Regions from separate parts of the Homo sapiens genome. Here all the other regions are linked to region 1. A link is a loop called in an ENCODE intact Hi-C map of the cell type or tissue named here. Cell type or tissue: heart right ventricle. All regions are shown on one strand. Links, peaks and the distances in the headings refer to the core of each region. The heading gives the core; the rest is flanking DNA. Region 1 overlaps LOC105376205 (a long non-coding RNA gene). Region 2 has its middle 58 kb from the start of KLF4. Region 3 holds the start of LOC105376208 (a long non-coding RNA gene).

Region 1 (9,970 bases), core at 658-8,657:
CTGTCCCACCCCGTCTGTGGAAGCTGGCCTCTTGACCTGGCTGCTTATAGCTGGCCCATGGCCACTAATGGTCACATTAACAACTTATATTTGGCCATGACATCACAAAGCCCTCCTAACATAAGTAGACCCATCTGACATATATCAACATCTTGTGAAGTAGGCATGGCAAGTACTTCATTCATCCCCATTTTACAAATGAGTACATGGAGGCTCAGAGAGGTTACATCACTTGCTAGACCCACTCAGCTAGTAACTGGCTATCAAATGAAGCTATGAAATTTCCCTAAGTTCCAACATGTAGGCAGAAGATGACCCTGATGAGGATGTCCGGCTATGGGTCATCTAGGGGTAACAAGAATGCAAGGGAGATAACTGTCCAAGAAATGTCATTTCTGCCAAAGATCAAACCTAGCTCTGCCTTTGCTGCCAAACAGAATTAAGTGCAGGCAATATGTCTGCCATTCCCCAGGGCTTGTCTCAGGGTTCCTGCCCACCTCACCTTTCCATTGATGTCTGAAACAATGTCATAAAGTTCTTGTTTCTGATTCTCTTCAGGGTCAAACGTGAAAGTGGGAAATAATCTCAAAATCATAATTGCCTGGCTCCAAGACATTTCTTTAGGAGGAAGGAACATTAGGAGGGAGTGAGATCTGCCTGGGTTGTAGGTTGGACCCTCACTCACAGACTGTGCGACACTAGGCTCATACTTAGCCCACTCTGTGCCCCAACTTGGCCACTTGGGGATAAAATAGGTTGGATAAAGTGATGGCTCAGTGTTTCCACCACACCCATCCTAAGAATCCCAGACTCGCCAGGCGTGCTGGCTCATGCCTGTAATCCCAGCACTTGGGAGGCCGAGGCGGGTGGATCACGAGGTCAGGAGATCGAGACCATCCTGGCTAACGCGATGAAACCCTGTCTCCGCTAAAAATACAAAAAAATTAGCCAGGCGTGGTGGCGGGTGCCTGTAGTCCCAGCTACTCGGGAGGCTGAGGCAGGAGAATGGCATGAGCCCGGGAGGCAGAGCTTGCAGTGAGCCGAGATCGTGCCACTGCACTCCAGCCTGGGCGACAGAGCAAGACTGTCTCAAAAAAAAAAAAAAGAATCCCAGACTCCAGCATCTTCGTACCATCAAGATTGTCTAAAATGATAGAGATGGCATAAAGCCAAATCATTGGGATTCATGTCTTTTTATCTCTTCTGCTTCCAAATCCTTGGTCTAGTTGCTTGTTATGGCAATAAGAATGTATTTTTCCTACTTGGTTTTTCCTACATAGCTGTGTTACTCTGAGCAAGTATCTAACCTCTTTGAGTCTCAGTTTTCTCATCTATACAATGGAAATAGTAACAATACGTATATTACTGGGCTGCCAAATGGCTAGATCTGTGTGTGTATGTGTGTCTGTATGTGTGTGTGTGTTCATGAATATACGTTTGGTGGGGTGGGGATGGGGTGGGATCTTTGTATTCAAGTTGACCTGAGCCTGGCTCTCCCACTTCTTGTATCCTTAGCAAAGGATACAAAACCTTTGCTAGTCACCTCCTCTCCTTCAGCCTGTCTCCCTCTCCCTCACCCTCTTGTGGGTTGGGATAATAATGTTAGGCTGATTCAGTGACACAAAGGGAGAAGGAGCTTAGAGTTATACAAATCACTGCATCATCTCATTAAATCAAGTCAGAAGTGAGCTCTGGAGGCTGGGGGTTGGGGGACATGTGCAAGGCCCTAGAGCACTCCATAATCCTGTCAGATAGGCTGTGATTTCCCTAGAGAATGGGTTCTCGGTCCATTCATTCTTTTTTTTCTCTTTTGAGATGGAGTCTAGCTGTGTCACCCAGGCTGGAGTGCGGTGGCACGATCTCAACTCACTGCCACCTCCGCCTCCCGGGTTCAAGTGATTCTCCTGCCTCAGCCTCCTGAGTAGCTGGGATTACAGGTGCCTGCCACCATGCCCGGCTAATTTTTGTACTTTTAGTAGAGACGGGGTTTCACTATGTTGGCTAGGCTGGTCTCGAACTCCTGACCTCAGGTGATCTGCCTGTCTCAGCTTCCCAAAGTGCTGGGATTACAGATGTAAGCCACCAAGCCTGGCTTCATTCATTCTTTTATTCATTCAACAAACATTCACTGAGCCTTTCCATGCATTAGGGCTCTATGTACTCTTAGGACACAAAGTCAAACAAGACCCAATCCCTGTGTGGAGAAGCCCACACTGGAAGGAGCCCTTCCAGTGAAGGAGACAGGCAGGTCAAAAGATCGCTGGAGTCCAACATACACCACTATGGGAGTGTGAGCGGACAGCAAGGCATGGAAGACAGAGGAGGCTGGCTCTGGGTGAAAAACTTGGGAACGCTTTGGAGAAGCAGCAGCACTGTATCTGGGCTTTGAGTGGGAAGAAGTTCACTAGGCAGTGAAGAGAGGAAAAGAACATTCCCGGCAGAGAGGAGGGCAGATCTAAGAGCATGGGGGGCCCAGAGGGCTGTGGGGAGTTCACTGAGGGGACGGGGAGAAGTTTGGTATAAACACATGATGATGGCCAGGCACAGTGGCTCATACCTGTAATCCCAGCACTTTGGGAGGCTGAGGCGGGTTGGTGGATCGAGTGAGGTCAGCAGTTCAAGACCAGCCTGGCCAACATGGTGAAATCCCATCTCTACTAAAAATACAAAAATTAGCCAGGCGTGGTGGCAGGCACCTGTAATCCCAGCTACTCAGGAGGCTGAGGCAGGAGAATCACTTGAACCTGGAAGGTGGAGGCTGCAGTGAGCGGAGATCGCGCCATTGCATTCCAGCCTGGGTGATAGAGCAAGACTCTGTCTCAAAAGGAAAAAAACAAAACAAAACAAAACAAAACAGCAAGGGAGACGCCAAAGTGGCTAGGTGGAGCAGTGGCAGGAGTAGAGACACTTTTACCCAACATAAGGACTAGGAAGAGATGAGGCTGCCCCCTGGGATTGCAAAGCACAAGACAAATATCAGAGATGGAAAATGTCCCCATAAGAAGTGGAAAACAGGCCGGGCACAGTCCATCACGCCTGTAATCCAAGCACTTTGGGAGGCTGAAGTGGGTGGATCACCTGAGGTCGGGAGTTCAAGACTAGCCTGGCCAACATGGAGAAATCCCGTCTCTACTAAAAATACAAAATTGGCCAGGTGCAGTGACGCATGTCTGTAATCCCAGCTACTCGGGAGGCTGAGGCAGGAGAATGGCTTGAACCCGGGAGGCGGAGGATGCGGTAAGCCGAGATCATGTCATTGCACTCCAGCCTGGGCAACAAGAGTGAAAATGTGTCTCAAAAAAAAAGAAGTTGAAAACAGAGCTGTGATCCACTTCTCGGTGAGTGGTATAACCGCAGGTATACTGGATAAAACCAGAAAGTATGCTTGGCTCAAATTACTACAGCTTAGGAGTGTCAAGCATTGAGGGGAACTAAATCACCACAAGATTTATGAGTGTGCAGGGGAGGGAGGAGGGTTCAGGTTGGGGGACATTGTTCTCACCATAAGCAGCAGTGAAGGAAACCAAGTCTTTGGAACCAGTCATATTCCTCCAAGGTTGTACAAACTCAGCCTTGATATGACCTTTTCTGGGGTCTCAGGAAGAAAGAAAAAAAAAAAAAGTGCCTTCATGGTAAAGAGGTATCAGACCAATTAATAAGGCAGATTTGAAAGCTTCTGAAATGCACCTGAGCAAGAAGTCAGGTGTTGAGTTCACCTGCTCTACAGACAAGAAAAATGCTTTTTCGGTTCCTATTTAGATAAAGCTGGACATAAATCATTCTTTGAAAAGCTGTCTTGGGTGCCTTTCTTGGTGGGGGCTTAAGCCCTTTCCAAACATTGCCTCATTAATCCTGGCAGACACGAAGAGAAAAAGGCTTGACAGACATCACTTTTGATGTCACTGAACAGATGTCACTGAGTAACTGGCCTCCAACTTTAAGACACACGCAAGTTCCTGCTGGATGTGGTACAAGATCCTCCCTGCTCACTGGCTGTTAGCTACCCTGCCCTGTGGCCTGGAGGAGGGAGGGTGTGTGTGTGTGTGTGTGTGTGTGTGTATACACATACGTGTAAGTACTTTTAGTCTTAATTATACTATGAACAGAAAATGGGGCAACAGCCACTAGTGTTACTAGCTGGGTGGCTGGGATATATTTTACCAGGAAATCTATATTCTCTTCTGAAACGGCCAGATTTTTGCAAGCATTTTCCCCATCTCAGGGTGGGTGGGCTGTTGTCCTTGGTAAATGCTTTTTGTTTATTTCCAGCCCTTCCAACATGTTGGCGAATTATTGCAATATGAACTTCTAATCCGAAAAGGGGGGTGAGGAAGGGCACTGAGAAGAAGAGAAAGTTATAACAAACTCAAGCGACTGACACCCCAGTTTTACTTGTCCCTTTGGACTTGTTTAGGAGTTGGGTCCTGTTTGGTGTTTCAAAGGAGGGAAAAGATATAAAAGTACAAGGTGCCTTAGAAATGGAAATCTTCTGATGTGGCCTCTTCTTTTCTTTTTAATAAAGAAGGTTAAAGAAAAAAACGAAGAGAGAGAAGACAGGGAGAAGACAGAGAGACAGTGACAGCCAGAGAAACAGAAAGAGAAAAAGTTGGGGGTGGGGGGGGGGGCGCAAGAGGGAGAAGAGGAAAGACAGGAAAAGAAAAGGAAAAGAAAAAGAGGAAAGAAAGAAGAAAAGAAACAAAAAGAAGAGAGAGAAAGGAAAGAAAGAGAAAGAGAGAAAGAGAGAAAGCGAGAAAGCGAGGAAGAGAGGAGAGGGCGAGTGCCCCGAGGGAGTCGGGCAAAAGCGAAATCCCGGCTTCCTACCCGGGACAGCGGGAGAGCCGAGTTTTCCGCAGCGGCCGCGGGCTCGGAGCTTTTAAGGGTTTCTAATCCTGGAAGGCTGTCTGACATCACCCCGTTTCTTGTCGGCTGATGTTTCGTACAAGCCTCTCATTTCCTCAGTGTTTTCAGAGCCACCAATTACTGCAACAGTCTCGTGTTTATGTTTGCGCGCGCTCTCCTGCCTCGCTGGCCCTCCGCCTGGGAGGCTGCGCTTCCCTCCGACGCGCGGAGCCCAGAGGGGGTGGGTCGGGGGAGCGGGGAGGGGGGAATCTGGATCAGGCATTGAAGAAAAAGGGAGGGGTCCCCCTTAATTTTTTTTCATTGACTTCAGCACCATGTGATCAGGAAGTCTGGCCTCCCTCCATTTCCCCTCCCGACTAAAGGGAAACATTGTGTAGCAGCCGCCTGGGCCACCGGTGGGATGGCCTTCGCTGCCTGACGTAGGGAGATAAAAATAACCGGCATATTTAAGGCAGGATCAGGAATCCCGGCGCTCACACGCGGCCTGGTCAGTTCCCGAGGCCGCCCGGCAGGCAGCGCAGCCTGCGGGGAGGCCCCGCGCTCGACTGTGCGCGCCCCACCGCAGGCAGTGCTAGGGCGTACGACCGGACCCCGACCCTGACCCCGACCTTGACCTCGGGACCCAGGCCGACTCAGGCCTGGCTGAGCCTCCCAGATTCCCCAGGGAGGCCGAGCAAGACCGGCCCGAGGCAGTCTGGCTCAGGCTCGCTGGGCTGGGGCTGGGCCTGGGTTCTCTGTCCGGCCTCCCGGGAGACGAGAAGGAAGGATGCCGTGGCAAAGGGAGGGTAGTGCGAAGTTTGATGCCGAGGGGGGTTACAGAGCCTCTGTCTCAAGAGAAGGCGCACAAGGTGCCACCAAAAAAGCCACTTGTTTCTAGCCAGGCCCCCAACTCAGACCCACCACTGTGTGCACAAACTCTCAAATCAAATCTGCCTTCTCTATCCCCACTTTGCCTTCCAACTGCACATTGCAAAGATTTGCAAACATGTGGCAGGGCTGGAAATAAACAAGAAGCATTTAGCAGGCAAAAGGCACTGATGTGTTTCCACATTCATGCTCTCCTTGAAACCTCAACCCACACTACACAGGAAGTTCTGTTATCCTTATCTTACACAATGGGAAACTGAGGCTCGGGGAGATGGAGCCACACATGGGCAATGCTTTCCCTACCACCTCAGTGGCCTCTCGAAACTGCATGACATTGGCACATTGCTTTATCATTCTGGAAACCCCCTACCCTCTCTTCTTCCTCCTCCCTAAATAAAATTATTACCAAGCAAAAACAATGATGGTGAGCTTTCACTGACCTATGAAATCTCAGGTTTGCCCTAGCCCTGGGGCACAAAGAAGTTTTCACATCCATTTAATAATGGGAAATCTCCCTGCCTTCTGATGTCTAAAGTAACAAGATGTTTCAAAATTCCTGGCAGCTTTTCACCTAAAAACCAGATGTGCTGATGAAAAATGAACAGACATTCACCGCTAATCCAGAGATAGCAAATACCTATTTATCTGGGTAGAAGAGGCAAAGAACTTCCATTTTGGGAGATTTGGGAATTTAACCATCTATGGGGATGGAGACCCCGGAGTCTGGCAAGATTTTTCTGAATCTAAGCACCCAGCACAATGCCTAAGACTGAAAATACTCAATCCATAATTGTTGGATTGAGTGAATGGGGGGTGGGGGTGGGTTGTGGAAGGTGATAAGCAGCACTTAAAAACACATTGGGATGAGGTATGCTGGTCATATCTTTAGTGATCATATAAGCATGATCTCATTTAGTCCTTATAACTACCCTAGTCTGCAGGTATCATTATCATCCCTGCCTTGTATGTAGGGAAACTGTAGTGCAGAGAAAAACTGCCCAAGGTAACACAGCTGGGTGCTGGAATTTGAACGCATGCAATCTGACTGCAGTAGCCAAGTTCTTCACCACTAGACTAAATCCAAAGAGTTGTGCCATGAGATGTCAGAGAAAGGGACCTGTTATTTACTAAGCACCTCTTTTGACTCAAGCTCCATGCTTACTACTGGAGAGGCGGGTCAGACACCACAGGATCCAGGCTCTCAAAGAGGTGACTCCGGAAGCAAGACTGGACTTCAGACTCCTTGAAAGCAGCCCTAGTTCTCATTCACCTCTATCTTGCCAAACATCAACTATCACAAATGTCTGTTGAATCGTTCCCCCTGAGAGAAACCTTCTTTGACCACCACCAACCGCAGCATTTTAGATCTCCTTCCTGTTTCCACATTAGATATGGCACATGCCTGCCTTAAAGCGCTTGTCACCCAGCATCTGAGCTTTTTACTTACCTGCCTGCTCTCCCACTGGTCTAGGAGCACCTTGAAGGCAAAAATGGTGTCTAGATCAGTATAGACTCCAGAGCATGGCGGCCACTCACTAAATGTTTGCTAAATTATGAATGAATGCATATGAGACCTTCACTAGCCTCCAGTACAATGTAGGCCTCCTATCACCACAAAACCCGGTTTTCTCTATCTCAGCACCCTCTTCTGTTGCCTCACAGAATTTGTCACAGTTTGTAATTTAATCTGTTTTTCTTTTCCTCCCACGAACCCACGAATGCAGGAACTGCCTCGCTTATGCCTGCCACCATAGCATTCCCAACATGTATTAAAGTGCCTCACACATTGCTGGCACTCAGTAAATACTTGTACAATGAATGAGTGAGTGAATGAATGAATGAATGAATCAACAATAACTATTCCAAAGCCAGTCATAACTGAGCGAAGCCACTTGAAATAATGCCATTACCCAGATTGTATTCATAAAGTGAGGGCCTTTTGTTTGGTGACCACGTCAAATCTAAGTCTCATCCATATTGATGATAAAAAAGACTTAAAAGGGGGGTTATTGAATGAGGCCCTTCTTCTCACACAATGTGGGCTGCAGTGACCACTATAGTTAGAGCTGCACACAGACTCCCTTTATGCCCCTCTGTTTTCATTAGCTCAGGGAACTTGCCAAAGAGTGATCCTTTTGCGCTGAAATTTTCCATGCTGGGTCTTGGCAAAAGGTGAATTTTGGGGAAAAGTTTGAATAAAATCCCTTCAGCCATTTTTTTTCTTCAGTTTGATGAAGATGAAAAAAATACATTTTTTTCTGGCTTTTAATTGAAGACATTTTTAGGACACAGGAAACTCAAATTGAATTGAACTTTGAAAACCTGAAAGTCATATCTAATCCCGTCTGAGGAAACTGTGGAGCTCATCTTGGGCTCATTTTTTTTTAATTTAATAATAATTTTAAAAACTAAAAAGGAATTGAAAAATCTCTTTGCAGCCTTAGCAATCTTGACATGCTTTCTCCAACTTGAGCTACATAAGTCTTTCTGTGATTCTAGCAAATCATAGAAGCTCAGAGCTGTTTAGAAGTGATTTTAAAACTTGAATTTCAGCTCCCATGCCATGACAGATCATATTTTTTCCCTCTTGCCTTTGTCTCAAGAAACTTCTTCACAATGTACCAGGAATATGTGATTTAAACCATAGCCTCAGAAAATAACAAAGCTGAGGTTCCTGGAATGAAAGGACTACTTCTTCAAAGCCAAATATACAACTTGCTTTCCAAAACTTTCTTAGATAAATGCTAACCAAAACATTTTATCTTGCATTGGATTTGGATTTTCTCAGTACTCATGTCAGTACCACATTCTTGCTCCCTTTTTTTTTGGGGGGGGGTGCGGGGGGATGGGGTCCCACTCTGTCGCCCCGGGCTGGAGTGCAGTGGTGCGATCTCGGCTCACTGCAACCTCTGCCTCCCGGGTTCCAGCAATTCTTCTGCCTCAGCCTCCCGAGTAGCTGGGACTACAGGCATGCGCCACCATGCCCAGCTGATTTTTGTATTTTTAGTAGAGACGGGGTTTCATCATATTGGCCAGGCTGGCCTCGAACTCCTGACCTTGTGATCCGCCCACCTCGGCCTCCCAAAGTGCTGGGATTACAGGCGTGAGCCACTGCGCCCGGCCAGATTCTTGCTTTCTTATTCACTGGAAACTACCTCACGCTAGTCATATAGTTCTTGCCACAGAATTATTTGCAAAAACCAGTGCTAGGCTGGAAAGTCAGAAACACTTGGATTTGATTCCCTGTGCTGATGTTTACCAGGCAAAGACCTTAACCCCTCTAAGACTCAGTTTGTTCACCTGTAAAACAGGGATAATAATACTGACTCAACAATTGTTGCAATGGTTAATTTAGGCTAAATGCTACCCCCACAACCCACCAGACCCCCACATAGTGCCTGGTACAAAGTGAGTGCTCAATAAATGGCAGTGTCCTTCTAACCCTCCTCTGTCAACTCTTTATTCACACTTATCCTATCTTTACATTAGCTGGTTGGCACGTCATGTCTTCAGCTTCTCTGTTCCTCCTGGTGTCTAGCCGGTCTGAGGCACATAGTAGACACAGTCAGAACAGAAGCAAGGGAGGGTTGCTGTGCGTTTCCACTTAGGCTGTATATTTTCCGAGATAGCAGCAAATGTCTTATCTTTAACTCCTCACTGTCTCTCTCTCTCCTGCTAGAATGATCCTTTCCACCTTTGTAAATCCAGGATGCAGCTAGGTGAATGAGCGCATGGGTGAATGAACCGGCAAATGCCTCCCATTTCCTCACATGACCTGAAGCCTGAACATTGGCTTTAATTTTCAAGCAAGTTTCATTTTAACTCAGGCATTGTCTGAGAGCCAGGATTTCTTTGGAATGCTCATTTACCTTGATGGTTGTGTATTCAAAACCCACCACAGCTCAAATGATCTTATTTACATGCAGTTCTATTTAGCAGTGAACAGGCAGGGGACCTTCCATCACAGTCCAGTCCTTTGTTGGGACAAAAACTGCCCCTATTCGAATTTCCACTGTGCTGACATACCACCGCTCCAAAAGAGGAAAGTCCTAAGGAATCAAAAAGAAAAAGAGAGGGAGGGAAGGATCCAGCTCAAGCCAGCACACCTCCACCTCCCCTGAATAATGTATGTCTGATTTGTTTGTTTTCCTTCTGCAAGGTTGGCTGGCCTTGCCTCCTCTTTAATAGATACATTTTTTTAAAAAAATCAGAACTGGTTGAGTTCCAACTATGTGCCATTTCT
Region 2 (9,970 bases), core at 700-8,699, 90 kb after region 1:
ACCTCTAGAGTAGCTGGGATTACAGGCAACTACCAGCACATCCGGCTAATTTTTGTATGTTTTTTTTTTTAGTAGAGATGGGGTTTCGCCATGTTGGCCAGGCTGGTCTTGAACTCCTGACCTCAGGTGATCCACCTGCCTCGGCCTCCCAAAGTACTGGGATTACAGGCATGAGCCATGGCGCCCGGCCTCCTCAAATATTTTTGAATATCTGATAACATCCCTGTAACTTGATCATGTGTTCAGGCAATGAGTCTAAGAAGAGAATATTTAATCAAAAACAATTTTTTTTTTTAATTTTTAGAGATAAAGTTTCACTATGCTGCTCAAACTGGTCTTGAACTCCTGGCCTCCAGCAATCCTCTCATCTTAGCCTCCCAAAATGCTGGGATTACAGAGAAGAGAACATTTAAATATGACTTGTTTTTTTCACCTTCATCATTCCTTAGACAGCTTCTTCCATCTAGAAGTGGAAGAGCAGTATAGAGAAGAGGATATAGTTGTATATAATTTGTCATAAGTATATGACGTATAAGTTATTATTTATACTTATGGTATATATATATGTATCATAAACCACTGGACTCCTCATTCCATCATACATTCCTCTTCCCTTCCAAACATACCAAGCAATTTTTCACACTTATTATGTCATTTAATAGACATAATAGGCCTATAAAGTAGTTTCTAAAATGTCTGTTTCCCAGGTGAAGAAACTCAGCCCTAGAGGACCAAATGATACAACTAATGTCATCAGTGACGGAGCCTGGATGGCCTCAAGCCAATCTGCCTCCAGAGCTCAAGAGCTGAGATATGCCTTTCTCCCTGCACAACCGTGACCTTACACCCTCAACCTGTCATCAGAACTAAGGAAATTCTGTTTTAACCAGGAGAAACAATTATTTGGGTATAGGTTAAATGCATAATTATACATGTATTTTGAGTAGAAGTAGATGGTTTAGAGGTACAAAGATCAAGAATATTTTGGCATAGAGATGAACCAAAAGTTGAGCCTTCTACACTGGCTGATGTCAGCTGAAAGCTGAGCCTAAGGGGATAAAAGGAAGGAAAGACCTACACCTCAATGGCAACTTTTTTTTTTTTTTAAAGAAACAGAGTCTTGCTCTGTCACCCAGACTGGAGTGCAGTGGTTCAATCTTGGCTCACTGCAACCTCCGCCTCCCGGGTTCAGGTGAGTCTCCTGCCTCTCTGCCTCCCAAGTAGCTGGGATTACAGGAGTGCACCACCACACCCTGTTAAGTTTTGTATTTTTAGTAGAGATGGAGTTTCACCATGTTGGCCAGGCTGGTCTCAAACTCCTGACCTCAGGTGATCCACCTGCCTCAGCCTCCCAAAGTGCTGGGATTATAGGCATAAGCCACCACACCCGGCTTAATATTTTATAAACAACAAAAAAAGTTCCTTTGCTTGAATCCAAACATAGTTTTGAGACCATGCGTGGTGGCTCATACCTATAGTCCCACTTTGGGAAGCTGATAGGAAGATCACTTGAGGCCAGGAGCTGGGGACCAGCCTGGGCAACATGGCGAGACCCTGTCTCTACAAAAAGTTAAAAAATTAGCCAGGTGTGGTGTCATGTGCCTGTAGTCCTAGCTATCTGGGATGCTGAAGTGGGAGGATCACGTGGGGGTCGAGGCTGCAGTGAGCCATGATGGCACCACTGCACTCCAGCTTGGGCAACAGAGTAAGACCCTGTCTCAAAAAACAAAGAAATATGGCCAGGTGTGGTGGCTCACGCCTGTAATTCCAGCACTTAGGGAGGCCGAGGGCAATCGGATCACTTGAGGCCAGGAGTTCCATGGCCCATCCTGTTCCATGCCTCATGCAGCTGCATCTATCTGCAATGCCTTTTTTATTTTTTTTTTGTCTCGCTCTATCGCCCAGGCTGGAGTGCAGTGGTGTGATCTCGGCTCACTGCAAGCTCCGCCTCCCGGGTTCACACCATTCTCCTGCCTCAGCCTCCCGAGTAGCTGGGTCTACAGGCACCCACCACCATGCCCAGCTAAATTTTTGTATTTTTAGTGGAGACGGGGTTTCACTGTGTTAGCCAGGATGGTCTCAATCTCCTGACCTGGTGATCCGCCTGCCTCAGCCTCCCAAAGTGCTGGGATTACAGGCGTGAGCCACCGTGCCCGGCCTCTACCTGCAATGCCTTTCTTCCCTCCTCAGCCTCCAATGAGCCTGCTCAAAAGTCAGCTCTGGTCACACGGGAATCCCATCCCAAAACCAGAGTGCATCTTTTACCCCTCGCTCTCACAACACATATGGGTTGAGTATCCCTCATTTGAAATGCTTGAGACCAGAAGTGTTTTGGATTTAAGATTTGGGAATATTTGCATACACATAATGAGATATCTTGGGGATGAGACCCAAGTCTAAACACAAAATTCATTTATGTTTCATATACACCTTATACACATAGCCTATGGCAATTCTATACAAAATTTTTAACAATTTTGTGCAAGAAATAGTTTTGACTGCGACCTATCATATTAGGTCAGGTGTGGAATTTTCCACTTGTGGTGTTACGATGGCACTCAAAAAGTTTCTGATCTTGGCCAGGCATGGTCGCTCACACCTGTAATCCTAGCACTTCGGGAGGCCAAGACGGGTGGATCACCTGAGGTCAGGAGCTCGAGACCAGCCAGGCCAACGTGGCAAAACCCCATCTCTACGAAAAATACAAAAATTACAGGTGGCGCATGCCTGTAATCCCAGCTACTCAGGAGGCTGAGGCAGGAGAATTGCATGAATCCAGGAGGAAGAGGTTGCAGTGAGCTGAGATTGTGCCACTGCCCTGTACCCTGGGCGACAGAGCGAGCCTCCATCTCAAAAAAAAAAAAAAAAAAGTTTCAGATTTTGAATTTTTGAATTAAGGATGCTCAAATTATACTATATTTTATTGAGATCACTGCTTTCCACCTCCCCCAGTATGCTTGGCATTTTCAGGGCAGAGATTTATATCTTACTGTTTATGTATCCCAAGCATCTGGCATGGTACCTCCTACATACGGAGTGACATCAGAATTTTGAAGAATATGGCCAGCACAGTGGCTCACACCTGCAAACCCAGCACTTTGGGAGGCTGAGGCAGGCAGATCACCTGAGGTCAGGAGTTCGAGACCAGCCTGGCCAACATAGTGAAATTTCATCTCTACTAAAAATGCAAAAATTGGCCGGGCATGGTGGCGGGTGCCTGTAATCCCAACTACTCAGGAGGCTAAGGCAGGAGAATCACTTGAACCCAGGAGGCAGAGGTTGCAGTGAGCTGAGATCGGGCCACTACACTCCAGCCTGGGTGACAGAGCAAGACTCCATCTCCAAAAAAAAAAAAAAAAAAAAAAGTTTTAAGAATAAATGAATGTTGTCCACACCTCAATTCTTAAAAGCTTATACTTATGTGTAGCCTCTGCCTATAAGAATTAAGCCTGGGTGTGGTGGCTCACTCCTGTAATGCCAGTACTTTGGGAGGCCAAAGTGGGAGGATTGCTTGAGGCCAGGAGTATGTGACCAGCCTGGGTAATATAGTGAGACCCTGTCTCTACAAAAGAAAACAACAATAATGATAAAATAATACAGATTTTTTTCAAGAAAGTTAATGTTTGTAATGGGTCCCTTAATTTGCACAGAACTTCAAATTAAATTATTCCAATCTTTGGAGTGACCCTCAGGGTATTATTATGACCTTTCCCAGATGAGAGAAACAATAGCCAAAAGTTACACTGTCAAAACTGGTGGAACTGGGATCCTGGCATTTTGGCCCTCCCTTCTCCACTGCAATGCCAGCCCCCGAGATGGCATGTACAAATCTACGTTATCTGTTATTTTTCACATGCTGCCAGCATGTCACAAATCCAGTCTAAATAAAATGTACAACTTCCTCTTGCTACCACAGCTCACCCTCCAGCTAGGATTTCTAATTTGCTGTCACCAACAGTATCCATTCCTGGACTGTGCTCATGCCTTTTCCATAAACCAGGACCATCTCTGGGAATCTGCTCTCCTTCTACCCAAGCCCAAAGCAAGTCTTGGGAAGGGGAAGGTCACAAATCCACCTGTTAGAGAAGGGAGTTTCTAGTTCAAAAAAAGTTCTTCCTCTACATCTCTAGGCATAAGAACCCTATTCCAGTCTCAAGCTACCTCCAAGAAAAGTGGCTCATCCAATTGGCCCTGTTAATTATGCCCAGGAGATGATCCTGGAATTGTGTTTGTGAACATTAAAATCCTAATGAAACGCACTAGGAAGCTTGGCATTTAAAGGATTCCTGCTAGCAATGAGTAAGCCACAGTGAAGATTCCTTCTGGAAGGGGAGTAACTGACCCCAGAGTAATTGTCCTGTTCATCTTATTGATACCTAATGGGTTGACTTAAAGAAGCGCTCACCAGCTCCTACTTCCGGGCCTGGAATTCTTGGAAATGTGGTCTTTCCGGGCTCCCCAATGCTTGGCATTGGAGCCTCGTTTCCTCATTCTGCTTCCCTTTCCTCCTGAAACTGTTTATAGACCTGAGGTCCCGCTTGTGAGCTGAGGAAGGGCTGAGGGCCCTCAGTGAGTTGTCCACCTTTGGGAAAACGAAGACACAGGGTGAGCAAAGCAATGTGCTAAATGACAAATAGTTAAAGATTTGTCTAGATTTCACAATGGCTCTGTGTCTTATATCACTTTCATTTTTATGTCGGAAACAGGATTCAGTGCCTCTTACTCACGGTTGCATCATTGATGACAGAGAGACATTGTGTTTCTTGGCAGAGGCTGGCCCTTACAGATGAACTGGGGAGAGGGGGCTCATGCTGGGCCTGAAACGTACTTTAGGAAGCCTTTTTCTCTCCCCTGTTGGAGACACTTCCTCACATTTCTCTCAACAATGGGTTCTAAGCCCCTCCACCCCTTCCTCAAACTAACAGCCTCATGCACCCCAAACAGGCTCATTCACCCTGAGCAAAGAAGACCCCATCCTACAGTCCCAGTGTTCCTCATCCACACTTCTGGGCCTGCCTCCCTTCTTCCTTTCACCTAAGTCTGCCACCTCCCCATCCATCTGCCCAGGAGCATCACACTAACCAACAACTCCTCTCCCTAAGGTGTCTGCAATCAACTCTTTCCACCAGCCCTTCCTGTCAACATCCAAACATGCCCAGGTTTCTCACACTGAAAAATTAAAAAATAAGTAATCCTTTCACCCGACTTCCCCTCCAGTTATGGCCTTAGCTCTCCCTGCACAGCTTCAAAACTGGCATCAGGCCCATCCTACTCCCAAAACAGTTCTTAACAAGGTCACTGTGATCTTTGGTTGATCAAACCCAGTTGTCAGTCTGGTTTCCTTCCTCCTTCCTCCTTACAGCTGATGCTCACTTCGTCCTCCCGAGCTTTTCTTGCCCACTAACTGCTCCCACAGGTTCCCAGCTTCAGCAGGCTCCTGGCCCCCATGGGCAGGACTGGGAGAAGTTCTCCCTGTAGACAGACCGGCCCTTGAGAAGCCACATTACAGTCTTGAAGGGTCCTATGTTATGGTCATGTGATCTAAAAATTAGTACTTTAATAGAGAAAGACTCCAAGTCCCCATCAATAATAGTTCCTATTTTCCAAAATTCCAGGAATGACTCCAGCCTCCATTAGATGGACGCAATCTTTCTTTAGAAATGCTAAAATTGTGGAGGGCCTTGATCTAGTCAGCTGTTCTGTCTTTACCAGAGATTTGCATATCTCTGGTTTCATCCTAGTTGATAGTTCCTTTCTTAGAAGGCAACCTCATTTAAAGTGGCTAAAATATGCTGTTGCCCTTGGGTATCAACAACAAAGAGTCCTGTAACTGACATGAGACCATCCGCAAGAAGTTCCTGATTCTTCATCTACTGACTAACCCCTGCCCTTGCCCCCTCCTCTGGTTCCTCCTCAGAGGCCTCCTAAAAGCCTTCCCATCCTGTAAGCCCCCAACCCCATTATGCAGTCAGACAGAACTAATGGTTCCCCTCAGCAGTCCCTCCCAGGATTATAAATTTATCATACTCAAGTATTGATTAGTCTTGACATTCTATTAGGGCCATTTAGGGGCTTATTCTCACATTTATTTTCATTTCAAAACAGTGTTAAAAAGCAATCAATAACTGCCTGATACCTAAACAAACACCCAGACTCATTATGTCAATAACCTGGTAAATGTTTTACTTGCTGGTTTCCAGCTGCCATGAGGAAAGATCCTCCCATTTGCCAGATGCTCAAATGGTGCCTGGAAAACAGATCTATAAGGTGCATTATCCTAGGAGGGAGCACTACAGTAAATCAACAATTTCAGGGTTGCTGAATGTTTCATAGCTATTTTTTGTCAGGGAGGGGGGTAAAGGCATGGTGTACTGGAAAAAGCATGGATTAAACTTGGATTCATAATTCACGGTAAGACTGTAATTCTTACTGTGTCACTTACTAGCTCTGTGTAGTCTCTAGAACTCAGTTTCCTCATCTATACGCAATGGTTAATGCAAATAACAGGATGGAGTGGGCACAGTGGCTCACACCTGTAATCCGAGCACTTTGGAAGGCCAAGGCAGGCGGATCACCTGAGGTCAGGAGTTCGAGACCAGCCTGACCAACACGGTGAAATCCCATCTCTACTAAAAATACAAAAATTAGCCAGGCATGATGGTGGGATCCTGTAGTCCCAGCTACTTGGGAGGCTGAGGCAGGAGAATCGCTTGAACCCAGGAGGCAGAGGTTGCAGTGAGGCAAGATCGTGCCGTTGCACTCCAGCCTCAGTGACAAATAACAGGATGGCCTCCCCTGCTAGGGATTGTTAAGGTAAGAGATATGAAAGCCCTTTGTGTGCTGTTAACTTCATGAGCCTTTTGTGAGCTTCAATGCCCTTGCTCAAATGGGCAGCAGAGTTGCTTTTGGCTGGTATCATGGATGATCTGTGATAGAAGAAAAACTGGAACAGCCAATTAAGCAGCTCAACTTTGCCTTGACCCAGCTGGTCACTTTGGACATAGTATGCCTGCATTACTTCACAGGATTCTTTGGAAGACAGTGACATAGGAAACAGCAAATGGTTTCCAAGGGGCAAGCAAGTCTTGGAGCACTCAATAGTATAAGCCCTTTATGAAGAAGCAAATTAAGGACATTTGTTCTTCTTCTGCCTGGGTAATATCAGCCACAGCAACAAGCACTGACAGAAAAGGAAAAAAAGAAAAGAAAAAGAAAAAAAAAAGAGAGAAACAGTGGAGAAACCATGTCTCTACTAAAAATATAAAAATAAGCGGGGTATGGCGGCGCGCTCCTGTAATCCCAGCTACTTGGGAGGCTGAGGCAGGAGAACTGCTTGAACCCGGGAGGCGGAGGTTGCAGCGAGCCAAGATCCCGCCACTGCTCTCCAGCCTGGGCGACAGAGCAAGACTCCGTCTCAAAGGAAAAAAAACATTTAGTCATCTACTGATAATATGAGCCACCCAACCCAACCCTCATGTGCCCAGTCTGGCAGCAGAAGACCCCTGCAGTCTGACCTTGAACTGGTCACTTCAGTTTCCCGTCCTCTTCATCAGTTCAACTAGGGACACTAAGAGAGCCCTCCTTCGGTGGTTATCTTGTCAGCATCAAGTGAGGTAATACATTTGAAAGAATTTGGTAAATAGTATCTGTTTACAAAGCTGTATGCATGTGAATGATCAACATTATTTACAGTAAGTTTGTGAGATAAATACGAAGGAAACCCGATGATAGTCCATTTTTTGGCCCTACTAGGCAAAGGCAGAAATTTCTGTTTAAGCAGAACCGGGGTGGGTGGGGCCTTCCAGTAACTAATGCAGCCCCAGAGAGAGGGTCTTAGATCAGGATCTAGAGCACAACAGCTTTGGTATTTTGGATTTGAGTCCTGCCTACTGTCAGTGACAATTTACATAATCCTAGGCAATTTATTTAATCTGTTTAAGCCTCCGCGTATCTTCTGTAAAATGAGAATAATAATAGCACATACCTCACAGGGTTGTTATGTTGATTATTTGAGATAATGCACTTAAAACAATTTGCACAATGCCGGCTCAGTACAAAGTTAGATGTACTTTGGGTAGGCTGGAGGAGGAAAAAGGGAGTGGATGTATTAACTGGTAATTTAGTTCTGTTTTGCTCCCTGCCATGGCTTGTTCTCACCTAAGGAAGTATTTAAAAATTACACATATTTGCAAGTACTGGAACATCATATGGAAGATGAGAGTTGGTATTGCTACTTATGGTGGAGAGATAGGGAAGTGATTGCTTTTCCTTTATCTTTTGTCACAATGTTGTTTGCACAAAGGATACAGCTTTGTTTTGTTTTGTTTTAATTTAAAACTAAAATACAAGACTTGCCCTGAAATGTAGTAGCAGTTGGCTCTGAAAATGCCTTAAAGTGGGGAAGTCTTTGAAAGGTAGAGACAGAAATCTGTAGCTTGCAGGAAGAGAAGTCAGAAAGATAATATTAAAGTGATACATTCCCATTGCACTTGAAATATGGGCCAGGCACGGTGGCTTACGCCTGTATTACCAGCACTTTGGAAGGCCGAGGCGGGCGGATCACCTGAGGTCGGGAGTTCGAGACCAGCCTGACCACCATGAAGAAACCCCATCTCTACTAAAAATACAAAAATAGCCAGGTGTGGTGGCACATGCCTGTAATCCCAGCTACTTGGGAAGCTGAGGCAGGAGAATTGCTTAAACCCGGGAGGTGGAGGTTGCGGTGAGCCAAGATCGCGCCACTGCACTCCAGCCTGTGCAGCAAGAGTGAAACTCCATCTCAAAACAAAAGAAAAAAGAAAGAAAGAAAACCTATGAACCTCACTGAGGCCTAAAAGTAGTTCCATGAATATAGAAGATACTCAAGGTAGGACTGAGCTGTTGTTACCTTTCGCCTTCCAGTTGCCTTTCCCCCTGCCTCCTGGGCCAGCAAGCATTCTGGTGTCCAGCTCTCCTGGCCTCTCTCAACACTGCCTGCCATGCTCTGCCAGCTACTTCCGTGTTTGCAACTCAGGTCTCTGCTCATGTTATCTACTTCTAAAATACCTTGGCATTCTATCTCATTATCCTTTTTATTTTCTTTTATTTATTTATTTATTTTTTTTTGAGATGAAGTCTGACTCTTGTTGCCCAGGCTGGAGTGCAATGTCACAACCTCGGCTCACTGCAACCTCCGCCTCCTGGGTTCAAGCAATTCTCCTGCCTCAGCCTCCTGAGTACCTGGGATTACAGGCATGCGCCACCACACCCAGCTAATTTTGTATTTTTAGTAGAGACGGGGTTTTTCCATGTTGGTCAGGCTGGTCTCGAACTCCCAACCTCAGGTGATCTGCCCACTTCGGCCTCCCAAAGTGCTAGGATTACAAGTGTGAGCCACAGTGCCCAGCCCCTTTTTATTTTCTTCGTACGTATACACTGTCACACATTATCTCATTTGCTTACATTTTGCTGTGTTTACCCATTTATTTACGTGTTTGCTTTCTTTAGAATACAGTAGCTCCCCCTTATTGGAGGCTTTGCCTTCTTCAGTTTCAGCTACCGGAGGTCAGCAAAGGTCTGAAAATACTAAATGAAATATTCCAGCTTTGGAGACTTCAGTGCCATCCAGAGCCTCTTGCCACCAGCTATAGTCAACCCCACCATATTCTTTGACATCGTGGTCCACGGGCCACGTCTCCTTCAGGCTGTTTGCAGACAAAATTCCGAAAACAGCAGAAAACTTTCATGCTCTCAACACTGGAGAGAAAGGATTTGGTTATAAGGGTTCCTGAATTCATAGAATTATTCTACAGTTTATGAGTTAGGGTGGTGACTTCACATGCCATAATGACACTGGTGGCAAATTCATCTATGGGGAGAAATTTGATGATGAGAACCTCATCCGGAAGCACAAAGGTCCTGGTATCTTGTCCATGGCAAATGCTGGACCCAACACAAAAGGCTTCCAGTTTTTCATGTGCACCACCAAGAC
Region 3 (9,970 bases), core at 859-8,858, 100 kb before region 1:
CTAAAAAAATTTTTGAATAAATACATAAATAAAAATAATGTTTTATTTTTTGTTTTGTTTTTGTTTTTGTTTTTGAGACAGAGTCTCGCTCTGCCGCCCAGGCTGGAGTGCAGTGGCGCGATCTCAGCTCACTGCAAGCTCCGCCTTCCGGGTTCACGCCATTCTCCTGCCTCAGCCTCCCGAGTAGCTGGGACCACAGGCGCCCGCCACTACGCCCAGCTAATTTTTTGTATTTTTAGTAGAGACGGGGTTTCACTGTGTTAGCCTTGATGGTCTCGATCTCCTGACCTCATGATCCACCCGCCTTGGCCTCCCAAAGTGCTGGGATTACAGGCGTGAGGCCACCGTGCCCGGCCATAAAAATAAATTGGAACAAATAATAATAAATAGGCTGGGCTTGGTGGCTCATGCCTGACATCCCAGCATTTTGGGAAGCCAAGCCGGGCGGATCACTTGAGGTCAAGAGTTCGAGACCAGCCTGGCTAACATGGTGAAACCCCGTCTCTACTAAAAAATATAAAAAATTAGCCAGGTGCTATGTCTCATGCCTGTAATCCCAGCTACACGGGAGGCTGAGGCATGAGAATCCCTTGAACCCGGGAGGTGGAGGTAGCAGTGAGCTGAGATTGGGCCACTGCACCCCAGCCTGGTCCCAAATAGATAAACAAATAAGTAAATACTAAAAAATAATGGTTAGCACAGTGCCAGCACGTAGTAAGCACACAATACATGATATTATTATCTGTATTAATTGATAGGATAACTCCCTGACACATGCGACTCTATCAGAACTGCAAGCTCATTCCATGTTCTTGCCTCACACACTCCCAAAGGTCTCAGGGACCACACAGATTCCAGGCCCATGTAGTGCCCCCTCCCAGAGCTCCATATTTTGAGAAGGAAAGAACTGCCAAAGAAAAATCCAACTGCATGCTTTTCCTATCAAAGAGAAAAACAAAAAAATGCAAAACACTTGCCGGAACACACCAGTTTTCTTCCCAGAACTTCTTAAAATTCTATGGGCCTTTCCGTCATATTCCTGGCCTATGCCTGCCACCAGGATATTTCCCGGCAGATATCGCTGGTGCCCCCAACCAGGCTCCAAGGAGAAGGAAAGGAAGGTCCTGCCAGGTACAGACGTGCCCAAGGCAGAGCTGCGCTCATCTTCTGGGCCTCATTGGCCTGCAGGGAAGGCAGAGCAGGCTTTGGGCTGCATCCAGAGTTCTCAGGAAGAAGCCCTGTTCATCTCCAGAACAGGAGACGTAAGGCTTTCCCACCACCCTGGGCATCCTGCCACCCTGCTCCTCTGGAGAGAGAAGCTCCTATGATCAACCAGAGCACCCATCGCTTCCCATGCCTCCTGGCCTTGTTCTGCTTTCTCATCTGGGAAAAGCCAAGGCTTTGTGCAAAACCCTCTTTGTGCCCTGGGGAGGGGCACTTAATCCTCACAGTGCAGCAGGAAGAGGGTGCTGGACCCACTGCTGGAGCTCCCTAAGGGCAGGGGCTGCTCAGACTCATCACTGCATGATGGGAGCTGACAGCAACCCTCCTAGCACAAATGAGGTGCTTTGAAAATGGTAGCTGCTTGAGCAGCTTATCAAGTTCTGGAGCAGTTAGATGGAAGCAGAAGAGATTGGCCCTCAGTAAGTAGCAACTGGCACCAGGCACTGTATTTTCTCATTTAATTCTCATGCTAACCCTGGAGCTATGTCTTCATAGCTCCACTTCGTAGACAAGTAAATTGAGGCTTAGAAATAACTTGATCCAAGTTGCAGGAGTAGAAAGTGGCAGCGCTGGAATGAAACCAGGTTTTTCTGACCCCAAGCCTCTTTCCCATGACAGCCCCTGCCTCTCTGGAAAGGGAGATCTGGGTCTCCGTGTTGACAAGCCTGCGGCCTGCAGACCTTGCCCACAGCACTATGCCAGGCATGGGGAGGGGGACTGAGTTCTGACCAGGAAGGCAACGCAGGGAGAAAATGCAGAATGAGGACAACAGCAAGTGGCATCGAGGAGCTGGGAGCAGGGAGGCGCAGAGGGCACGGCACAAATGTGATCTGTGAATCTGTGCAAAAGGGCTTTGGACATCCAGGCCACACAAATGCCAGGCACTAACTCCCCTCACCTCTTTGGAAGTCAGGAAGACTCTACACAGGAGGGACCTCTGAAATCCAGATAAATTGAGGGAGTAAAGGAATAATAACAAAAATCAGAGCTGCCATTGATAAATTACCTATGCCGTCCAGATATTCCACTAGGTACTGTAAATACATCATTGCATTTAATTCTCACAACTCCAAGAGGTGAGAGTTATGATTCCCATTTTACACTTGAGAAAATTGGGGCTCAGGTCAGGTCACTGACCCATAGCTGGCAAGTGGCAGAGTCAGAATTTGCACTCACATTTGACTGATTCCAGTGACTGCCCTATTCATAAGCCCCAAAGGCTACAGATACCGGCAGATTATGCACATGAGGAAAGCAGGGTGGGCTTAATAGGAAGAGGTGGAGAGAGCAGAAAACCCCAGAGCATGTGCTTCATCTAAAGGGGCAGCTGCTCCTCAGCTTCAGCCAATTCTTGCCATTTGAGAATGTGGATCCAGTGTGGCCAGATCTTTCCATGTCAAGATAAGCCAGAAATCATTTATATTTCTGGGTGTAAAATCTGATTTTTAAATACTGGAGAATAATGTTTAAATTGTTTAAACACATAGAAAACTAAACAAGTCCTGTCTGAAAGACAGATATGGCCTCAGGTCAACATTTTGCAATCTCTGTTCCGCAATGTGGGGTGGCAGAGGGCACCCCATCCCTAGAGATGTCAAGCATATTCTGAACAACAGACCCCAGGGGATGGTGGAGAAGCAACTGGAGGGGATGCTGCTGAGGACGGACCTGGTAACCTTTAAGATTCCTTCAAAGGTTTGAGACCAGCCTGGCCAACATGGTGAAACCCTGTCTGTACTAAAAAAATTAAAAAATTAGCCAGATATGGTGGCGGGCACCTGTAATCCCAGCTTCTTGGGAGGCTGAGACTTGAGACTCACTTGAACCTGGGAGGCGGAGGTTGCAGTGAGCCAAGATCACCCCACTGCACTCCAGCATGGGGCTACAAAGTGAGACTCTGTCTTAAAAAAAAAAAAAAAAAAAAAAAGATTCCTCCAAAGCTTGAGACTGCATGAATCCAGGAATTGGCAGAGTGGAGATGGGCGGGATCCCTAAGCAAGGCAAACACTATGAGCAGAGGCGTGGAGCCAGGAACAGTCCTTTTGTCTTCATTCACTCCCTATTCTGAAAGCCTTCATGTCTTCCCCCTGTCTCCTCATTTTGGTGATGGCTCTGCCCTAAATCCCTGGCCTAACCATCAGTTGCAATGGCTCCAGGGAAAGGCACCCTCACCGCTTCCTAGACCTGCCTCCAGATCTCTCTCCACCTGCCTCAGCCCTGCCTCTCCTCTCTGAGCCACCTCTCCAAACTCTCATCTTATGTGTAATTTTAGCTACCCAACCCAGGTGACCCAGACGATGGTGGCCTGCCATTTGTCTTTTCTCTTCCAGATAATCCACATGCCCCAAATATTTATTCCCCAAGTACTCATTGCACCCCCACTATCCGTAGAGCTCTGTGCTAGGCATGTAGGGTGCCGCTGGGAACAAGACAGATGCCATTGTCTAGTCCAGTGCTGGCCATGCGGGGACTGCTCAGCAAAGACTTTTGCTAAATGGAAACAAGTGATGATAAAGTGGAAAGACTTTTGACCTCCCCCATCTCTCTGGCTTCAAGACCCTGCATCTCTTCACCCTACAGACACCCAGTCCTGTCGATCCTACTTCCTTACTATCTCTCCCAGGCATTCAAGGAGGCACAGTGGGGAAAAGCCCTGAGGACCCGAGAAGAAGGTAGTTACAGGTGGCATCTTTTCTTTTTTTTTTTTAATGTTCTCACTCCCCCACCCACCATGGCAAAGGTCCCACTTGCAGACACACTCCTCCTGAAGTTGGAAGCTGGCCTTGCCTCTGCCATGGCAGGCAGCCCTGAGTCAGCTGCCAGGACCTGGGGTGGAGTACAAATAGCCCCAGGCCCCTTCAGGCAGACCAAGAGCCAGCAACTCACCCCCTGGGCACCCAGCCAGGCTTCCTTCAAGCCAGGGCCTGAGCACATGGACCCTAATCGGCGAAACCCCCCACCCTTCCTTTGCAAACACCCTTGTGGTCAGCTCAGGGCGGGCCGACAGGCAGAGCTGATCTCCCCCGTGCTCCCTGAAAGCCTCCACACTGAAGGAGCTGGCGCAGGACCGCTCAACCCCGGCCAAGAGCAGCCCGGCCATCTGAGAAGGGCTGGGAGCTGCCCTCTGGACAAGGAGCGGAGCTCCGGGATCTGAATAGGACGCTGACTCTGGTGGACTCCCGCCTGCATGTCCTCCAGTCCTCTGCTCAAAGGCCTGCTCCCACCTACTGCGATTACACACATACACCCCAGCACTCCTGTTTATGCCCCTTATCATGCTTTATTTTTTTATAGGATTAAAAAAAATTTTGTTTTGCCATTTGGCATATCATAATGTATATTATTCATTTGTGGGAAATTCACTAGGATGAAAGTTCTATGAGGACAGCAATCTTTTTGTTCTATTCCCTACTATATCCCATTTCTAGCTGCTAATAGGTGCTCAGTAAACATTTGAAGGAGGAGGAAGGAAAAGAAGGAAGAAAGGGAGGGTGGGAGGGAGAATCTTTAGAGAGGGTAGGTCTGGTTAGCCTTCTTCTCTTCCCGGCTGGCATCTCTCCTTCAGAACTACCCCAGACTGGTGGCCTTATAACCTTTTGGAGAAATGACTTTAGCAGCCACTTTTTAAACTTCCATTTATCCCATTTATCTGGGGCTCACTCTGTGTCAGGCAGTACAGATAGATGATCTCACTTGATCTTCTCAACAACTCTGAGGTCTGTGTCATTGCTTTGACTCAGGCTTTCTCAACCTCAGCCCTAGTGACAATCGAAGCCGACAGGTCCCTATTGTGGAGGGCTGTGCTGTGCATTGCAGGACATGTGGCAGCATCCCTGGCCCCAACCCACCAGATACCACCAGTACCCTTACTCCTAGTGTGACAACCAAAAATGTCTCCAGACATTGCTAAGTGTCCCTTGGGGTGGCAGGCAAAATTGCTTCATTTGAGAACCTCTGTGTTAACTCCACAAAGGGGGAAACAGGCTCAGAGAAGCTAAGGAAGTTGCTGGAGGCCATGACAGAGGAAGGAATCCCACCTAGGTCTGCCTTGCTTCAAAGCCAGCGTTCCCTCCGTTCTGCCAGGCCATCCTCCCTCGGCAGGCAGGGCTCACGGTCCAGGGAACTGTTACTGAGAGGCCTCTGCCCAGCCTCTGCCCAGCCCCTGCCTGTGTCCCAACGACGACAGAGCAAGGCCCCTGACGTGCGAGAAGAGCCTTCCCCAGCAGCCGCCGCTGAGTTTAAGGCCAAGCAGCTTGAAAAACACTTACTCATACCCTGGCCATGACGGGGAAACATCACGAATGATAAATCATATCTCTTAATTATCTGTGATTTCTGAGGCCGGCCAAAATTTCCTTTTCATGACAAATATTTGCTCTGAGATTTCTTTTCCCCTGAAAAAGAGAAGCAATGCAAGGAGATCCCTGGGGCTGGTCTCCCAAGTGGGAATCCCAGCATCTCTGATCAGCCCTCTTGTCCCACCCAAGCTGTCTGGAGCTAGGTTCCTGCCTGGGCATGCCTCTTCCCTCCACGCTCCAAGTAGTAAAATCCCCAGGTTTCTGTTTTGTTTTGTGTTTTTCGTTTTCTTGGAAGGGTGCCTGAATTGGAGATGTTTACTCACTTAAATGAGACCTATTTGAAATTACTCTGAGGGCGGGAGGAAGACAGAAAATAAAAGGGCATAGGGCCCAGGGTGAAAAGGCCAGGGTTCGAGTCAACTTGAAACTGCTGCAGGAAAATTTACCCCACTAGTCTAGCACCTCTTGGCATGATAAGGAGAGTGCCCAGTCTTCTCAGCCCCCATAACTTCTGGCCCTTCACCCTGCGGGGCTCCTTCTAGCTTCATCTTCCCCACTCTTCCCTTAGGGTGAGCCCCTTTACTAGCTTTTAAATACGATTTTTCACAGGTTTTTGTCTTTGCAGTGAATGCTTTTCCCTATTTTCTGCCCATAAAACTCCTATTCCTCTTCCGTAACCCAATATAAATGTCCCTTTCTTTGCCAATCCTTGCCCCACCCCGGGTAGAATTCATCTCTCCCTCTCCATGATTCCTCAGTAGTTTACACAGACATCAGTTTTACTTGGTTTATACTCTCTTGGAGATATGCATGTACCAGGCCTCTGGAGTCCAGGGGAAAAGCTGAGTGGGCGACCAGAGCAAGCCAACCGCCACTGGAGACAGAAAAAGACATTCAGGTTTTTTCGCTCCAGGGCTTTCCTGTCCACCCAGCTTGGTTTTCCCTGGTCCACTAACATGTATGACTGTCCTGGGCGCATCTGCTAGAACAAATTGCAGAGGAGCTTTGCAGCAGTCAGAAACTCTGATCCTATTTTGTTCTACATTCTGAAGCAGGTGACATGGGCCACCACATTCTTCTCTCTTTTCCTTCCTTCCTTCCTTTCTTCCTTTTCTTTCTTTTCTTTTCTTTTCTTTTTTTTTTTTTTTTGGCAGAGTCTTGCTCTGTTGCCCAGGCTGGAGTACAGTGGCATGATCTCAGATCACTATAGCCTCAACCTCCTGGGCCCAAGCAATCCTCCCACCTCAGCCTCCTGAGTAGCTAGGACTGCAGCCATGCACCACCATTCTCAGTTATTTTTTAATTTTTGTAGAAATGGGGTTTTGCTATGTTGCCCAGGCTGCTCTCAAACTTCTGAGCTCAAGGGATCCTCCTGCCTCAGCCCCTCAAAGTGCTGGGATTACAGCCACGCACCACCATGTCAGCCAGGCCACCACCACTTTCTATGAGAATATTCTGGGTTCTGGTTACACTCACGTGCCATTGTCATGAAGCTAGGCTCATTGAAGGCACTTGACCATAGTCCATCTCAATCTCTCTCCTCTTGGCATAAAAATATGGAGTGAGCAGAGTGGGGTGCCTGGTCCTGGCTGAAAGAAAGCAGAGAGCTGATATCCATCTCTGCAGGTCAGCCTCCCACTACAAATTCACAGCCACCCTACTGACTACCCACGAGCTCTGCTGAGACTCAAGGATGCTTCTCTTCTGCTCCAGTCCTAGTGATGAGGGAAGAGCAGGTCAAAAGGCCTGCCTCAGCCACCCAGAGCCAGCTCCTGCCCTTCAACAAATCCTGAAGTGCCACAGCTTATACCCAGAGAGTACCATCATACTTCCTTTGACTTGCACTGCCAATGAGAACCAGCATCTGTGGTCCCTTGCAGAAGCTGGGTTGCAGTTGGTCTGCAGAGCTCTGCTTGGCAGGCAGGCATGATGTGCGTCTGCTGGAGGTAGCACAGTGAGGCACCCTTACTCCATTATCTCCCCAATGTCCTGAGTTTATAAAACAGCAAATAGATCTGGAATGTCACCCCAGTACAATCATTCAGAAAGTGGCTTCAGGACCCACCCAGGGATTACCAGACTGTTATGTTTTAATTAACGGCAGGAGATGAGACCAAGGATGAGGGTGGGTCAGTAACTTAAGGATAGGCAGCAGCAAGCATTCAATGTGAAAGTTAGGAGTTTGGTTGTTAATTCTTTAGACAGTTTGCAGCCAGAAGCAAATTCTGACCTGTCTCAGAAGCTCACCCAGCCGCAAGTGGAAGACACACTTCCAAGGGGGCAATGCTGGAAGCCAGGAGGTAAGAGAAGGGCTGTTGCTGCTGCCATTAGGAGAACTGCCAGAGCCTGAGTTGCTGAACTGCAGAAACTGGGAGGAAGGAGCAAATTCAAAAAGCCTGAAATCCATAAAATCAACAGGACTTGGTCATTTATTAGACTGGTGGTTAAACAGAAAGAGTCATCAAGATGGGTGCCCAGGATTAGGTAACTAGGTGGGTGGTGATAGCATTAGCCAGGGCAAGGAATCAAGCACACAGGACCATTTGTTGGAGACAGAGGAGGTGGGGAGGACAACAGAGAGGTCAAGCATGTTGCTTTGGGTCTATTGAGTTAAAGGCCCCTGGCAACATCCAAGTGAATATGAATGTATGGGCCTAACCTCAGGGAAGAAGTTGAGGATGAAAATACAGCATAGAAGTTGTTAAATCTATAGAAAAAGATGCATCTGCCTAAGGAGAGTGTATGGATACAGAAAAGAGGAGACCTGCAACAGAGCCCTGTGAACTTGCAGCCAGTCAAGAAAGTCAAGAGAAGAGCGAATCATGCAGAGAAGAAAAGACACTCAGCAAGGTAAGAGGCAGAGGTAGGAGACAAGGTGGGATTCTCATTAGAACTGAGTTAAAAGCAGCCAGTACAGCACCTGGCACATACAAGGTGTCCTCAATATTGGCAATTTTCTACCCAACTGGCAGGAATGTGAACAATAGTAACCGTCATTGAGTTATTGAACTCTTTTTTGTTTTCTTTTTTGTGACAGGGTCTTGCTCTGTCATCCCGGCTGGAGTGCAGTGGTGCAAACAGGTCTCACTACAGCCTCTACTTTCTGGGCTCAAGAGATCCTCCTACCTCAGCCTCCCAAGTAGCTGGGACCACAGGTGCATGCCAGCATGCTTAGCTAATTTTTTTATTTTTTATAGAGATGGGAGTCTCACGATGTTCCCCAGGCTGTCTCAAACTCCTGTGCTCGAACAATCCTCCCCACCTTGGCCTCCCAAAGTGCTGGGATTACAGGTGTGAGCCACCGTGCCCAGCCGTATAGAACTCTTACAAGGCCAAATACTAAGCATTTTCCCTGAATAGCTTATGCATCCTTCATAGCCTATTACTGTTATGCCTATTTTCAAGATAAAAGGAATGAAGCACAAAGACGTTCATAAGTGTAGGTAACACCCTAGTCTATAGATGGAGAAGCCGAGCCCAGGGTGACAATGCACAGTTCATTTCAGATAAGTGGCCTCTGAGCACATGGTAAAGAAGCAAGCACAGTCCGCAGGCCCAAACCCCTGCTCCACCTACCAGTTGCTGCTGCCTCTGCAGATTTTCTCCGGCCCTGCTGGGGCGTCCAGAGCACTCAGCACCAAACTGTACAGCACATCTTGACTCCAAGTCAAAGGGCCTAAAAAAAAAAAAAAAAAAAGCCTCCAAGATCTCCTGGCTGCCAAATTGTGATTGCAAAACTACTGATGATTTAACTGTAAATGAATCTGAAACATACGGACTGAATTTCTCTTGAACTACGCATTAAAATGCTCGTTTGATGAAAATAAAGGCCCTGTTGAAAAATTGTAAAGAAAAAAAGAAGGAAAAAACAAGGTGGTAAATATGTGAGATTCAAGGGGGTATGGAAAGTGAGGAGCTGGCAGAGAGAGAACACTTTTGACATCCCCTAAGTGCAAGGCAAGTGAGAGATTTTACAAGGGGACTGTGAATTTCTTCTGCCTCTCCAAGGGGATACAGCTTTGCTGGCCCTGACAGCCATGTGGGGGTGTCCAATGACTGCTGAGGTATGGCAGCTTAAGAAAGAGGAAACTCTATATACGAGATGCTTATGTGCGTCTGTGTGTGTGTATCTGTGTGTGTGTGTGCAGGTAACTGGAAAAGCTGGAAAAGGAGAAATATATATATACATATATATACATATATACATATATATACAGTGTGTGTGTACGTGTGTATATATCTATTTATATGAACCATCTTCGCTGTATTTAGATATAAAGATATATAAATATATTTAGGAGCTGGAAATACATAGATATATAGATATCTTGAGAAATAACCATTCTATGTATAAAATTTAAAGTGATAAATGTAAATATTATACTTACTTTATGTACAAATAATGTCAAGCTTAGATGTTTCATATATTCAGAATATGCATATTCTAG

What was found. Hi-C counts contacts between places; a loop is a spot of excess contacts. Peaks named below come from ENCODE experiments on the same cell type or tissue, not always from the same donor. Only the 100,000 strongest peaks of a DNase experiment are listed, where the experiment ranks them.
Region 2: it touches region 1 in a loop (18-fold over the local background); 5 of 110 quality-filtered maps call a loop at or near these places.
Region 3: a loop joins it to region 1, with 2.9 times the contacts of the local background. A loop is called at or near these places in 27 of 110 quality-filtered maps.

Annotation. Positions count from the first base shown.
Region 1 is chr9:107,633,090-107,643,059 of GRCh38, reverse strand. The region is part of intron 8 of LOC105376205 (a long non-coding RNA gene); the gene reads right to left. Among named protein-coding and RNA genes, the nearest start is that of KLF4, 150 kb to the right of the region's middle. RefSeq lists enhancers at 4,950-5,498, 5,499-6,047. In heart right ventricle, for the core only: a CTCF peak has its summit at 5,364; DNase peaks (open chromatin) are centred at 4,009 and 5,089; H3K4me3 peaks cover 1,753 bases; H3K27ac peaks cover 3,244 bases.
Region 2 is chr9:107,543,272-107,553,241 of GRCh38, reverse strand. It overlaps the pseudogene PPIAP88. Among named protein-coding and RNA genes, the nearest start is that of KLF4, 58 kb to the right of the region's middle. In heart right ventricle, for the core only: no CTCF peak of the experiment used is centred there; a DNase peak (open chromatin) is centred at 4,824; H3K27ac peaks cover 1,864 bases.
Region 3 is chr9:107,734,021-107,743,990 of GRCh38, reverse strand. LOC105376208 (a long non-coding RNA gene) reads right to left here and starts at 9,192. Exons shown (of 7, transcript XR_930229.2): 1 at 9,099-9,192. LOC124902242 (a long non-coding RNA gene) reads left to right here and starts at 9,509. Exons shown (of 2, transcript XR_007061719.1): 1 at 9,509-9,586. RefSeq lists enhancers at 4,166-4,666, 4,796-5,295, 5,296-5,797. In heart right ventricle, for the core only: no CTCF peak of the experiment used is centred there; DNase peaks (open chromatin) are centred at 3,230, 3,593, 4,240 and 5,390; H3K27ac peaks cover 3,653 bases.